2 separate regions of the Homo sapiens genome follow, and region 1 is linked to region 2. The links are chromatin loops, found by intact Hi-C in ENCODE. Cell type or tissue: GM12878. All regions are shown on one strand. Region 1 overlaps AUTS2 (activator of transcription and developmental regulator AUTS2). Region 2 overlaps AUTS2 (activator of transcription and developmental regulator AUTS2).

Region 1 (8,000 bases), 160 kb before region 2:
TTCATAGCCCCCACTTTATTTGCTGTTATTTTATTCCCCTCTCATCCCCGCCCCCCCCCCCCCCCCCCCATATAAAGGACTCATTTCAAAGATGGGCGAACCTGGAAGCTGAACCTGACTCTACTCTTCATGTCTTCAATTTACTGGCCATAAAGGTTCAGTTTTGTATGGGATCTTCTGTCCTCTAGAAGATCCCGTACAAATAGAGGCTTTAATTTATGCTTGCATTCTTGCATTTTGTGTGATTTATTGCCTAATAAATGAAAGAAAAAAGTTTATTTAGATAGTAAACTGAAAATGAAAAACCATTTTTTTCCACGAACTTGCTAATTTTCTTCCATTGTATAGTATGAACTCAATCTACAAAGATCTGGCAAAAAAAACAAGTATCATGTTCTGTAACAAACTCAGTTACACTAACACCAGAACTTACTGAGTTTAATTGGAGATAATTAAAAAAAAAAAGTTCTTTTTTTCTTTTTTTTTTTTTTTTTAAATAGAGATAGGGTTTTCCATGTTGACCTGGCCGATCTCAAACTCCTGGCCTCAAGCGATCCTCCCATCTCAGCCTCCCAATGTGCTAGGATTGCAGGTGTGAGTCATCGCACCTGGCCTCTTAATGTAGATGATTTTTTAAAATGAAGATTTTTTTCATAGTAAGAAAAGGGAAACCATAATTCCAGACCACAGAGAAGGACTTCTTTAATATATTTAACCTCTTTATTTACAGATCACTTCTTTCTAGAGAGACTAAAATTAGGGCAGAGAAACCTAAATCCTACATACAAAGAGCTGCTGCCCATTCAAAATAATTACAAGTGTGTCGGGCGCGGTGGCTCACGCCTGTAATCCTAGCACTTTGGGAGGCCAAGGCAGTGGATCATGAGGTCAGGAGTTTGAGACCAGCCTGACCAACATGGTGAAACCCCGTCTCTACTAAAAATACAAAAATTAGCTGGGCGTGGTGGCACAAGTCTGTAATCCCAGCTACTCAGGAGGCTGAGGCAGGAGAATGCTTGAACTTGGGAGGTGGAGGTTGCAGTGAGCCGAGATCGTGCCACTGCACTCCAGCCTGGGCAAGAGAGCAAGACTCCGTCTCAAAAAATAATAATAATAATTATAAGTGACAGTAAAGCATCTCCCCACATAATCCTGTATATCAGTAAGAAAATATGTTTTGAGATTCACAAAACTCAATTTACGAATCTCTGGTTGTAGTTATTTGACTTAATATATAAGACACTTACCAGAGGAGATGGTTGCAAACAGATTTGATGACAGGTAAATTTTTCTAAAGGTCTGCTAACTTCTTATTCAGTCATGGCCAACCACTGATACAATGCTGAGAGTTGCTTTCTCCTTTCCCCTCTACTAGCTTGGGGTCCACAGACCAAAAAAATCTATAACTTGCAAGGCTAATAAATGCATGCTTCAGCTGCCTGGAAATGCTGTTGGACTGGCAATTTGCTGCCCCGCTCTAATAGAGACTGCCTCAGATCTGGTCTTTAACCTGGATTAGCTGGATAAAGAGAATCCTCTGGGATCCTGTGTGCCATCACCTGTTAGTGTGTTTGCTGTATAAATGTAACATCCACTAACTTTGTCAGATGATGTCTGGCCTGGCTGCTGTGGCTGTGATTGGAATTGAAACATACAGCTTGTTATTAAGGTAGTGACTGGCTGTGGGGGACACCGACGTCTGTTGTTTTTCATTGTTGATCTAGTGAGTTAGAATGCCTTTCCTGGGCTGTTAATGTTAAATAGTTCAGTCCTGTTAGTCGTTTTGTGAGATCATCTTTCTGTGTGATTTGTGTGTATTTCCTTGATCTAGTGGGGTGCAGGGTCAGGGACTGAGGGGAAGGTATAATTGTTTACAGAAAATGTGACAGGACATGGATTTGAAATCAGATAGGAAGTTAAGGAATGCCGGGCTCCTCTGAATATTAAGGAAAATCTTTAAGCCCCTAATTAACTTCAGAAAATCCCCTTGCTCTCACAGATGGGAATTTGGCTGGGTAAGCTAATAACTGGAATGAAGGCTAGGAGTTGTGGGTTAAGTTTCTCCCTGGCAAATACCAATATTTCAGGATTACTTCGACTCTTGTCCTGCTGCCTCCCACTGGATCTTTACAAACTCTGTGCAGTAGAGATTATCTTGATAAAGATTTTGGATGCATGTTGGGCCTTTATTGAATGATGAATGCTGTTTTTTATTCATTTGCACATTTATTGGGTACCTACTATATGTCAGCCTCTGTTCTTGGTCTTGTATGGTGGTATACAAGAGAAACAAAATTCTTAGCCTTATGGAATTTATATCCTAGTGGACTATAAATTACAATGTTCACTATTTGAGAGGACCCAAGCTTCAGATGTTGTGGCTGTTTGGCACACTGGTCCGGGTTGAAAGAAGAGACTGGGATTCAAGTTGTAGTTCCTGTCCTGATTTCTCTGGGCCTGAGTTTAACTACCGGTAACATAATGACATTGGGCTGTATCTAATTATTTATAGGGTTCTTTCCAGTTCTTTCACTTATGATCCTGATTTTCCCAAACATTTTAGCCAAGTTGTCTTTTTTTTTTTTTTTTTTTTTTTTTTTTTTTGAGATGGGGTATCACCCAGTCACCCAGGTTGGAGTGCAATGGCACTATCTCGGTTCACTGCAGCCTCTGCCTCCCTGGCTCCAGTGATCCTTCCACCTCAGCCTCCCAGGTAGCTGGGACCACAGGTATGTGCCACCACGCCTGGCTAATTTTTTTGTGTTTTTGATAGAGATGGGGTTTTGCCATGTTGCCCAAGCTGGTCTCAAACTTCTAAGCTCAAGCCATCTGCCCGCTTCGGCCTCCCAAAGTGCTGGGATTTCAGGTGCGAGCCATTATGCCTAAACAGCCCAGTTGTCTTTAATCTAGTTGGGCTTCTGGCTAATTCGTGTTGGTGACCAATGTTTGCATATTAAATCAAACAATCAGTTATTGTACTGGAGAAGAAAATAATTGTTTCTAAAAAGTTCATATTTCGACTACATGGTCATGCCATTTAAAAAAAAGTAGTAAAGCAACAATAAGGAAATACTCTTTTATTCTGGAATGACATACCTACCTGAAATCTTTGAGTTTCCCTTGTGTCATGTGAGCTGGTTGATTACAGGTGAGGAGAATTGCATGTTCTTACATGCTCCTCAGAAACACTCATCACTGTGTAAAAAATGCTTTTTTGTTTGTGTGAAATCATAATATAGAGCCCATTCCACCATACACCTTCATCATCAAGCTCGGGGATACAAGCCTGTTAATCAAGTGGGAATACAGGAAGTGAGACATGAAACACTGGTTTTATTTTCACACCTCTAAATGAGTGACTGCAGAGGATGAACTTAAAAATAATAATGCCACCTCATACTTGCATCACACCTTTTAATAAGGCGGTTTAAAAATATTTAGGGTGAACCTTCATCAGGATGCTTTAATTGCCTCAGCATAGTTGAATAGTACATTAGGGTAATGCCTCTGCTGTGCTGAAAAGCCTGGAGGGAGATACTGTCACTCAATGATGCGTTGAGGATGATTAGGTAGAACCCCTTCAGATCTTGGGATCTCAGTTTCCTCTCAAATGCATGCTGTGGGTAGAGAAGCCTGGGCTGGTGTGTGTATAATTTACATCTGTTATAAGTGACTAAACTTGTAAGAACGGGTACACAAGGCATCTTTAGTAAGAAGTAATAATATCTGCCTTAGTAATAATATCTTCTCATTCTTGTAGGTCCATTTGAAATGGCTCCATCTCTAGTACATCTTTCCTGACTACTCCCACCTGGCCATCATATCATCTTTCTCCATTAGATTTCAGGCAGACTAGACCGAGACTGTGGGTTTTTATCCTGTTAGCCACTTAGAGGCTGTTTGATCTTGGGAAGATTACTTGCTTTTCTGTACAAAGTATCTTTATTTCTGCATCTGTAAAGTGAAGATAAGAATCCCTACTTCATAGGGTGTTAGTGATATGAGTTAGTAAACATGATGCCCTTAGAACAGTGCTTGGCATGTGCTGCTGTGGTTTTGTCATCATTATTACTCCACTTCTTCCTTGGTACATAGCTCATGTTCTCCTTAACTATACGGATGTATTTAGCGATCTGCCTTAAATTGTGATGTGTTCCTTCTGGTCTGAGAGCCCTTGTCACACATAACATGATAACTTTGACTTGGTAGGTACCTAGTGAGCATCTTGGATTGAGCTCCTACAGGATTTAGTTAAGAATTCAAAGCAGGGTGTATTCTCATTCTGACTTTTAAAGCCTTTGAGGTCAGTTGGGGGCAGGTCTTATTTGTTTCTTAACTGGTGAAGCTGCCATACCAAGGCCACTTGCCCATGATCGTCTACTGGGTAGCCTGATAAGAAGGTCAGTTACTCAAGGCTGTGGACTCGATTCCATTCTTGCTGATATTACTAGCGTAAATGAGATGCTTTTGGATAATTCTCTGAGCAATTTAGGCCAGGTGAATACTGGACAGTAATTTCCTGAAGTGCCATGAAGTGGCAGGAACATGATTTATGTAACATGGGCTCTTGCTAGCTGGGATGAACACTGGAGCCCCTGCCGTGCTCTGGAATTATGAGTGCCTGCCAGAGTGCCTGCCTGCTTTTGTTCTAGAGAGTTTTTTTTTTTTTCTTTTTCCTTTAAGTTAAATTCTCAAGTTGCGGGCAGGGGCGCAGGTCTCTATGGTGATGAATGGAGAGATGTTGAACTGGCTGGTTGCAAACCTTACCCTAGCAGTTCTTAGAGACAACTGGGATAAGGACATTTTAGCTGGTTGACACTTGGGTTGAAAGTACTGATGTAAAAAAAAAAAGTGATGTGTGTATGGGGAGGGACATATACAAAGAAGTAGTACCTTGGCATTCTAGCCAGATAAAGGAGATCTGTGTTTTTTAAGGTAGGAGCTTTGAGAAAAATGCAAAACTTGTATATTTCAGCATGCAGAAAATTGCACTTCACTATCAGGCAAACCTCATTCATATTAGCAAGAGAAGTATATGAGAAGCATGTGGTTGTGGGATGCCATTATCAGGAAGTTGCTGTGTTCTTGACCTTGGGCTCTGGAAGAACAATTAGCCCCTTGCATGCAAACTTGCTCAGTAAAGAAAAAGTTTTGGCCCTAAGGCCTGTGGAACCAGGCTTAGGATGGATGATGGGTTTATTGTCCTTCACAGCCAAAACACAACAGTCTTTCTCCCTTTCTTTCCAGGCTACCCACGTGAGTACGTTGATAATATTTCTGAGAGTTTTAAAGAATTTTCCAGCAGAATGAGAGAAGATAGAAGGACCATCTTGATAATTTAAGGACATGCTCTTATCTCTTGATCTGCTGCATTTTGTTTTTGCTTCTGTTTAGGCCAGTGTTGGTAGTTATATTGTCTTCTCTCCACTGGGCGGATTACATGTAGCAATCCAAAATTGTCAACATAATTATTCCACTTCTTCTTTGGCACATAGCTCATGTTCTACTTAACTGTACTAAATTGTGATGGGTTCCTTCTGGTCAAGAGCCCTTATCACACCTAACAGGACACATTGGACATGGTAGGTACCTAGTGAGCATCTTGGATTGAGTTCCTCCAGAATGTTGTTAAGAATTCAAAGCGGGTGTATTCTCATTCTGACTTTTAAAGCCTTTGAGGTCAGATGGGGGCAGGTCTCATTTGTTTTGGATTACATGTATGCAATCCAAAAGAGTTAGGTTTTTTAAAAAAATTAATTACCCCCACCCCTTTTGTTAAAGAGTCAGGGTCTCACTGTGTTGCCCAGGTTGGTCTTAAACTCCTGGCCTCAAGTGGTCCTCCTGCCTTGACCTCCCAAAATGTTGGGATCACAGGCGTGAGCCACTGCGTTCAGTCTAATTTTTATTTAAAATTTAAAATTTAAAATTTGTGGTATAGTCCGGGCACGGTGGCTCATGCCTGTAATCCTAGCATTTTGGGAGTCCGAAGCGGGAGGATTGCTTGAGCTCAGGAGTTTGAGACCAGCCTGGGCAACATGGCAAAACCCCATGTCTACAAAAAATACAAAGAAAAAAAATTATCTGGGCATGGTGGCACGTGCCTGTAGTCCCAGGTACTTTCGGGGCTGAGGCAGGAGGATCGCTTGAGCCCAGGAGGACAAGGCTGCAGTGAGGTGAGATCATGCCACTGCATTCCAGCCTGGCTGGCAAAGTGAGACCCTGTCTCAAAAAAAGAATTAAAATTTGTGGTACAATATAAATAACATAAAATTTACCATGTACAGTTCAACAGTGTTAACTATATTTACATCATTGTGCAACCAATCTCCAGAACTCTCCGTCTTGCAAAACTGAAACTGTCTACCATTAAATAACAACCGCCCATTCTCTGTTCTTCTTAGCTTCCTGGAAACCACCATTCTGGTTTTTATCTCTATGAATTTGATTACTCTAAGTATCTCATATAACTGGAATCATATAGTGTTTGTCTTTTTGTGACTAGTTTATTTTACTTAACATACCCTCAAGGTTCATTCATGTTGTAGTATGTATGTATCAGTATGTTCTTCCTTTTTAAGGCTAATATTCCATTGTATGTGTATACCACATTTTGCTTATTCATTCATTCCTCAGTCTACATTTGGGTTGCTTCCACTCTTGGCTGTTACAAATAATGCTGCCATAAACATGGGTGTGCAAATATGTTCTTGAGAACCCCCTTTAAATTATTTTGAATATATACCCAAAGTGGAATTACTGGATCATATGGTAATTCTATTTTTATTTTTTTGAGAAACTACCGTACTGTTTTCCATAAGCAGCTAGATTTTTAAGAAGTACATTTAAATTCATCGTTTTGGGCCTTGGTCTCCACGCTGCCTTGAGTTGTCCCTAGGTAAGTGAAGTTCTCAGTCAGTCACCTGCTCTGGCATACCTCTGAGCTTTGACACACCTCAGCCACTTTCCATGGCTCACTTTGGCCCTTTGTAGGTTGGTGCCTCTCATTAGATTCAACGAACAATTTCTCAGGATCTGGGCCTAACCAGTGGTGTTGAATCTTAGAAAGACTGAGCTGAAATGCTCATCAGCTGGTGCCATGCTTCTCACTTTAGGTTATACCTCCAGTTGTGTTTGGATAAGAGTTGGAGTGGCATGACAGTCTCCCACAGAATCTGAAAATATAGTTCCAGATGTGCTTCTCCCAAACTTCTTCTCTGCCATTGGGGTTGCACCACTGGAAAAGTGTGTGAAGCAATACTTCACTCTGACACCCTGCTACTATATGCTTGAGGAAGAACTGAAGACTGTATCATGGAATGAGCTGCCCATAGGTCGCGCATGTGCGCACGTTTGTACGTGTGTGTGTTGAGATGGGAGAGGGAATCTAGGGATCCTTCTATACTCCATTGATTATGCTAACATGGATCTTATTTAATATTACAAGGACATTTCTTTGTCATCGTCTTTTTTTTTTTTTGAGACAGAGTCTTGCTCTGTCACCCAGGCTGGAGTGCAGTGGCGTGATCATGGCTCACTGCAGCCTCGACCTGCTAGGCTCAAGTGATCCTCCCACCTCAGCCTCTCAAGTAGGGACTATAGGCACACACAACCATGCCTGGCTAATTTTTCTATTTTTTGTAGGGACAAGGTTTCACCATGTTGCCCAGGCTGGACTCAAACTACTGAGCTCAAGTGATCCACCTGCCTTGGCCCCATCAAAGTGCTAAGATTATAGAGACGTGAGCCACCAGCCTAAAAAGACATTTCTAATTAGAAAGTGTAGTGTGAACTTTTGCCGTAGTTGGACTTCTCTCCATGTGGGCCCTTAAACACTGATATCTCAGTCATATGAAGCTATCAAGGACCAAAATAAGGGGGCATTTGCCTTTTCTGTCAGTGCAGAACCAATAGGGGCCAGGCCAGGTATGACCAACCCATTGTATGTGCAGTGGCTTGCTCCATCTTTCTGTCTCTGGTTTATGTATGTGATCATTTGCGGA
Region 2 (8,000 bases):
AGAGCTGGGATCCTAGGATTTTAATACTAGGATCTTTTACTTGTTGCAGCTTCCACATTCCTTTTTGAAAAGCTTTTTTTAAACAATATTTTTTAGGGCACAGGCGAACTATTTTAGCAGAATGAAGCAGTAATTTAAGAAAAATCTTTATATTCCTGTCCATTTCCACATTCTTTCTGAAAGGCTACTCTTGGGGGTAGAAATACAGCTGTGGATGAAAAGATTGAGGTAAGGAATACTTTTCTCTTAAATTCTTGTAGCTTGGGTCATTAACTATTGTCATATATGTCGACCTAGTTCATGGCAGCCAGAGGAGACAAGGTATAAAATTGACTGGGTTGTGATTCAGAGGGGGAAACAATGGAAAATATATTGAACACTTTTACATTACTGAGACCCCTTCTACACTTTTTTCCTCTTTGGTTTTAGACTGTATAAAGTATTGTGTTGGTACTGTAGATACAGCGTGTGGCTATTGATATTGATATAAGAAAATCTGTTAAGGTTCCTCTTTCAGCAGTTATGGGGATCTTCATTCAGAGCAATAAGATCATTTCTCCTAGGTGTTACATGTTGGCAGACTGAAGAAGACAAAGACGTCTTGTCTTCACATTGTTTTATGGCCACGACTTTGAATTCATTTGATCACTTAAGAGGTATCGCAGACACTGTAGCTAATTAGAAGGAAGGGGGCAGTTTTATTGTGAATATGTTCAGTGAAGAAGATAGCAGTGTTTGTATTGCACAGGCTGTATGAACGTGTATTTTGTTGGGGAGAGAGAGACTGAGAATCTGGATTCTTGGGTTAAAGTTTCTACCTTGCTGCTGGCACTTTGTCCTTAACCAAGTTATTGCTGCTCTTTGACCCTCAGTTTCTGTGATTGTACCAGAATGCAGATGTTGTATTCTTCTAACACTGTGAAGATGTTATACATGCTGGAGTACTTAAAATTCCCTCTTCCTTAAAATTGAGAAAAAAAAGTAGATTAAAAAAACTAGGAACTACCTGGACTTTGATAATATTAATATTTTAGATAAACCAGCACTGAAGTATGTGATACCTACAAAGAACAACACCTCAAGAGTTTCTGCTTTGTGGTAATGACTCACTTTGGTAAAATTATGCTGTGCACATGGTTATTAGACTACTGTAGATACCAGTGGGTACATTAGATTGAAAAACGTAAATGAAGTGGTCTTATGTATACAATTTTTTGCAGTTGCCTTTTGTTGGGAAGAGATTAATATGAGATAGTGTAACTTTTTTGTTTGGGGTGGGCGGGGGTGGGCATGCCTATTGGTGGTGATCTGAGGATTGTAACTTTAGATCTTTTACATTGAAATTATAGAAATTTGATTGTTATGGATAATTCATGGTGAAGGAATGTAATGAAATTATTATTATTATTATTTTTAATGACTAACCCATGTTCCTAGATGTATTCATTTTTGGCTTAGCTCTCCTCTCCTCTCCTCTCCTGTCCTCTCTCTTTCTTTCTTTTATTTTTTTTTAGAGAGGGGGTCTTGCTTTGTCACTCAGGTTGAAGTGCAGTGGTACAATCTCACTGCAGTCTGAACCTCCTGGCTCAAGCAATCCTCCCGTTTCAGTCCCCTAAGCAGCTGGTACTACAGGTATGCACCACCATGCCCGGCTGTTTTTGTATTTTCGGGGGAGGCAGGGTTTTTCCATGTTTCCCAGGCTTGTCTCAAACTCCTGAGCTCAGAGAATCTACCTGCCATGGCCTCCCAAAGTGCTTGGATTACAGGTGTAAGCCACTGTACCTGGCCTGCTTTTCAGTTTTTCAGTAAGTAAATTGTGAGGCATATATGTTGATTCTTCTGGCTTTGGAAAATCCTTCCCTATACCCTATTTATGTAGACTGAATGAAATTGATAAGATACAGTATTTTCTTCCTAGACTGTTCAACACTGGCGTGAAATGGTTCTTGTGTAGGACTCCTTGCCCTCTTCCAGGTAGCTCTCTTTATTCAGTACATGTTTTACATGCATTCTCTGTGTTTCAAACCTGAGAGATGTCAGAGGAATATAAGAGATGGTCCCTATTTTCCAGGGCTTCACCTCTGGGTTAATTACTTTGGGACAGTTTAAAGTAAATAAACTGTAAAAAAATACTCTTGGAAAAGTTGGTGAATGATACGTGCTTAATTTTTCACTAATCTCCCTCGTGGTTTTTATAATGCCATGTGTTTTTCTTGGGAGGGTTTCCTTACAGCTGTATTTGTGATCTTGGGCTAGAATTTATGAGCTGCCACCATGAAGGTCTGCCTCTGGCTTTGGCATCAGAGATGGCGAGTTGTGTGGTTTGTTTTCTTATTGTTAATGTGAGAATTTTTCCTAATCAAAATAAATGCCTATGTGTTTTTCCTGACTTTCTTGTTGGATTGACTAAGGAAGTTGTGTGAATTATAAAAATTTCTTCCTGAAATGAAGGACAAAATTTCCAAAGCAGGATGCATTGAGATTGTCTGAAGAAATGTATGTCTTCTGGTTTTAGTATTTAGACTTGAAGTTTTTTTTTTTTTTTTTTTTTTTTTAACCGTAATAACTAGGAAAAGTAGAAAAGTTAAAAGAAACAAAAAACATCACGGTGGGAAATAGAAGGAGAAAACCAGACATTTATGAAAACCATTCTGGATCTCACAGATGCTATTAAGATTAGTAAACGTTGGCCGAGCATGGTGGCTCACGCCTGTAATTCCAGCACTTTGAGAGGCAGAGGCAGGCAGATCACCTGAGGTCAGAAGTTTGAGACCAGCCTGGCCAACATGGTAAAACTCCCCATCTCTACTAAAAAATACAAAAATTAGCCAGGCTTGGTGGTGTGTGCCTATAATCCCAGCTACTTGGGAGGCCTAGGCAGGAGAATTGCTTGAACCCAGGAGGCAGTGAGCCGAGATCACACCACTGCACTGTAGCCTGTGCAACAGAGCGAGACTCTGTCTTTAAAAAAAAAAAAAAAAAAAAAGGCCGGGCATGGTAGGTCATGCCTGTAATCCCAGCATTTTGGGAGGCTGAGGCAGGCAGATCACCTGAGGGCAGGAGTTTGAGACCAGCCTGACCATTATGGAGAAACCCCGTCTCTACTAAAAATACAAAATTAGTGGGCATGGTGGCACATGCCTGTAATCCCAGCTGCTTGGGAGGCTGAGGCAGGAGAATCTCTTGAACCTGGGAGGCAGAGGTTGCAGTGAGCCGAGATCACGCCATTGCACTCCAGCCTGGGCAACAAGAGTGAAACTCTGTCTCAAAAAAAGAAAAAAGAAAAAAAAATTAGTAAATGTTGACTAGTCTCAGGGATATTTGAGCTGCACTCAGTAGGCTACTTTGCATTTGTAAAATTCTCACACATCAAATTGCATCATCTTTGGCTTTTTGATTTCATGCACGCAGTCTGTGAAAGGCTAAGCCAGGTATGTGGTTACATATAAACTTACTACCAACTAGCGCTGTCCTTTTTCTACTCCTTAAGAGGTTTATTGGGGCAATAAACTGTTGGCATTATTACTCACCTAGCATAAGCTGATCCTTTCTTTGACTGTTTTTAAGGAAGATGTTGTTTTATCTGCTAAAACAGGTAGCACGAGATTGACTTCACCAAAGCCTCTTCTAAGACTTTAGAAATGGCTTAAGCTTCGCTGCTTTCTTAGCACTTTTACTGTATAGGCCCTGGTATGTGGTATTGATACATACAGTAAGTATAAATGTGAGAAGAGAAACCACATTTTCATGCTCTTAAGTGATCCATGCTGTTTTCACTTCTCAGGGTGATTTTTGGTTGTAGCCAACTCAGAAACTCTCAATTTAATTTGAGATTGTGTGAATTGCTTTCCTAGTCTGTACACCAGAAAGAATGCTTCTCTCCTTACACATTTCGACACTTCTTAGTGAAGATCATTTACTTATAGAGTGTATGCATTATATTAGCATATGGCCTGGGTAACTTCAGACTTGTTAACATAGCGTGGGAAAGGTTACTGAAAGCATGAGGAGGCAGTATATTATCTCTCAGTTGATTTTGTACACCATTTTGAATATTTTCTGTACATTCCCTTTCCTCTAGTGTTGGTTTCTTATACTTATAGTAAAGGGAAACTGATGTTGATATTGTTCAAAAAAGAAATGAAGTGAATTTTTGTATTTTTAAAGAATAAATTAACATGCTTTAAAGTGCTTAACCAGTTGTTACAATATCAGTTATCACAGATTGGTATGCGTTGGTCCATGTTATGTATTTGCCTGAATCAACCCTAAGACTGGTTGGCTTATTTCTGCCTTTTCTTTTCCAAAAGGTATACTTGACATGAAGTAGACTGTGCCTGTTTGATTTTAAGTTTTGAATATGGTGGGAGGTATAGATTAAAGTTAATTTCTTTTGCATATGGATATTCAATTTTTCTGAAGGCATTTTTGAAAAAGCTGTCCATTCTCCACCTTTGCATTGCCTTTGTACTTTTGTAAACAATCAGTTGTCCATGTATGTGTGAGTTTATTTCTATACTCTCTATTCTGTTCCTTTGATCTATTTGTCTATCTTTATGCCTATACTATACTGTCTTTATTACTGTAGCTTGCTTTGTAGTAAGTTTTGAAGTGAGATAATGTTACATAGTTTTGGCTTTTTAAGATTCTTTTCACTAGCGTATGACTTTTAGAATCAGCTTGTCAGGTTCTATAAAGAATCTGGCCAAGATGTTGGTTGAGATTATATTGATCGTGTGATCAATTTGGGGAGAATTGACAGTTTAAAATATTGAGTTTTCAACTCTCGAACAAGGTCTATCTCTCTATTTAGATCTTACTTATTTCCTTCAGCAATATTTTGTACTTTTCAGTATATAAGCCTTTCATATATTTTGTCAGATTTATTCCTATGTGTTTCATATTTTTGATGCAGTATTAAATGGTGGTGTTTTTTAACTTTAGTTTCCAGTTCACTATCAATATGTAGAAATTCACTGATTTTTGTATATTCACTTGCATTCTGCAACCTTGCTAAACTCACTTATTAGTTCTAGTAGTTTTTTTTGTAGGTCTTACTGGATTTTCTACATGGATGATCATATTTTTAGTGAATAGAAGCAGCTTATTTCTTTCCTCCTAATCTGGGTATCTTCTCTGTCTTTTTCTTGTCTGATTTCTCTGTCAGGAACTTACAGGATCATGTTTAATAGAAGAGACAAGACTGGACACTCCTGCCCTTTTCCTGATTTTAGGGGGAAAGACAGAATCTTTTGCCATTAATTCTGAGCTTAGCTATACGTTTTTCATAGTGCCCTTTATTAGGTTGAGAATGTTCCATTCTAAGTTTGTCAGAATTTTAATCAAGAATGCATGTTATATTTTGTCAAACACCTTTTTTTTGTCTATCAAGATGATCATATGATTTTTCTTTTTTTGTTTATTAATATAGTAATACATTGATTGGTTTTTAAATGTGAAACCAAAATGCTTTCCTTGGTAAACTCTATTTAGTCATGATATATTAACTTCTAAATAGATTGTTGGATTTGATTTGTTAAAAATGTTTTAAAGAATTTTTACACCTGTGTTCATGAATAAAAATTGGTCTGTAGTTTTCTTTTGATCTATTTGTCTGGTTTTATTATCAGAGTGATGCTGGCCTCATAGGAAAGGTAGGGAAATATTCCCTTTTCCTCAGTTTCTTAGAAGAGTTTGTGTAGAATTGTTATTATTTCTTTTGTCTTTTCTTTTCTTTCTTTCTTTCTTTTCTTTTTTTTTTTTCTTTTTTTGAGACAGAGTTTTGCTCTTGTTGCCCAGGCTGAAGTGCAATGGCGCAAACTCAGCTCACTGCAACCTCTGCTTCCTGGGTTCAAGCGATTCTCCTACCTCAGCCTCCTGAGTAGCTGGGATTATAGGCATGCGCCACCACGCCCAGCTAATTTTGTATTTTTAGTAGAGATGAGGTTTCTCCCTGTTGGTCAGGCTGGTCTCAAACTCCTGACCTCAGGTGATCCGTCTGCCTCTGCCTCCCAAAGTGCTGGGATTACAGGCATGAGCCACCAGGCCCGGCCTGTTATTTCTTTCTTAAATGATAGGTAGAATTTGTCAGTGAATCCATCTGGGCCTAGAGTTTTCTTTCTGTGGAAAGGTTTTAAATGAAATATTCATGTTCTTTACTAAATATTGAACTATTTATGTTATCCATTTCTTCTTGAGTCAGCTTTGGTAATTTATGTCTTTTCAAGGAATTTTTTCATTTTATCAAAGTTGTTGAATTTATTGGCATAAAATTCATATAATATTCCTTCATTATCCTTTTATATCTATAGAATCTATGGCAATTCTATATCTGTTGATAGCCTCCTTTCCTCCCCTCTTCTCTCTCTGTCATATCAGTATGACTGGGAGTTTATTAATTTTATTGATCTTCTTGAAGAACAAGCTTTATTTTCATTGATTTTTCTCTGTTGTTTTATATTTCATTGATTTCCTTCTTTCTGCTTACTTTAGTTTTACTTTGCTTATTTTTCTGGCTTTTAAAAGTAGGAGCTGAGTTTGTTGATTTAAGATCTTTCTTCTCTTCTAATATAGCCTTTTGATGCTATAAATTTACCCCCAAATATTACTTTAGCAGCACCCCAAATATTCTGATCTGTGGTATTTTCATTTTCATTCAGTTTAGAGTACTTTCTGATTTCCCTTGTGACTTCTAATTGAAACACTCCAAATATTTTAGGGGTTTTCCAGGGATCTTTCTAGTATTGGTTTATTACATTAAATCAGTCAATTAATTAATTAAGAGACAGGATCTCACCCTGTCATCCAGGCTGGAGTGCAGTGGCGTGATCATAGCTCATTGCACCCTTGAATTCCTGGTTTCAAGTGATCCTCTCATATCAGCCTGGCTTTTAAAAATCTTTTGTAGAGATAGTGTCTTACTATGTTGCCCAGCATGGTCTTGAATCCTTGCTCTCAAGCAGTTTTCCCTCCTTGGCCTCCCAAAGTGTTGGGATAACAGGTATGAGCTACTGAACCTGGCCTGGAATTGGTTTCTTATTTAACTCCATTGTGATTTAAGACAGACAAACACTTTAACTGGGTATGGTGGTGCGCCTATAGTCCCAGCTGCTTAGGAGATGGAGGTAGGAGGATCACTTGAGCTAGTAGCTGAGTTTAGCCTGGGCAACATAGTGAGACCTTGTCTCTCTAAAAACAAAAAACAAAACACACCTAGAAACAACATTGCTTGTATGACTTGTATCCTTTTAAATTTATTGGCACAATTTTATGGCCCAGAATATGGTCTTTCTTTGTAGATGTTCCCTGAGCACTTGAGAGGAACGTAATTTTCTTCTGTAGTTGGTAGGAATGTTCTATAAATGCCAGTCAGCCCAAGTTGGTTTATAGTGTTGCTCAGTTTTATTATATCCTTACGGATTTTTTGCCTGCTTGTTCTATCAAGAGAGGTATATTGATGTCTCTGGCTATAATTGTGGTTTTGTTTCTTTGTTCCTATTGTCCTGTGCTATTTTGAGGCTTTGTTATTTGGTACATAAACATTTAGGGTTATGTGGTATTGATTGATTGATCCCTTTATTATTATGAGATGACCACCTCTATCCCTGGTAATAGTCTTTGCTCTGAAATCTATCTGTCTGTCTGTCTGTCTATCTATCTATCTATCTATCTATCTATCTATCTATCTATCTATCTGCCTGCCTACCTACCTACCTATATCTGTCAGTCATGTATCTCACTTTATTATCTCTTTTAATTGGAGTATTTTCCATTCAAATGTTAGGTTTGAGACTTTCATGTTGCCATTTGTTTTTTGTTAGTCGCATTTTTTTTCCTTACCCTCTTTCCCTGCAGCCTTGAGAATGAATAAAGTATTTAAGATTTCATTTTATGTCTTTTGTTCCCATATTAGCTACAATTATTTTCCTCTTTTTTTTGTGGTTGCATTAGGGAAATACTATATATACACTATATATAATAAAGATATATAAATATATATA

What was found. Peaks named below come from ENCODE experiments on the same cell type or tissue, not always from the same donor. Only the 100,000 strongest peaks of a DNase experiment are listed, where the experiment ranks them.
Region 1: it touches region 2 in a loop (2.9-fold over the local background); 1 of 110 quality-filtered maps calls a loop at or near these places.

Annotation. Positions count from the first base shown.
Region 1 is chr7:69,759,721-69,767,720 of GRCh38, forward strand. The region is part of intron 1 of AUTS2 (activator of transcription and developmental regulator AUTS2); the gene reads left to right. Among named protein-coding and RNA genes, the nearest start is that of AUTS2, 170 kb to the left of the region's middle. In GM12878, no CTCF peak of the experiment used is centred here; a DNase peak (open chromatin) is centred at 3,441.
Region 2 is chr7:69,918,798-69,926,797 of GRCh38, forward strand. The region is part of intron 2 of AUTS2 (activator of transcription and developmental regulator AUTS2); the gene reads left to right. Among named protein-coding and RNA genes, the nearest start is that of AUTS2, 320 kb to the left of the region's middle. In GM12878, no CTCF peak of the experiment used is centred here; DNase peaks (open chromatin) are centred at 3,434 and 3,874; H3K4me3 peaks cover 493 bases; H3K27ac peaks cover 2,981 bases.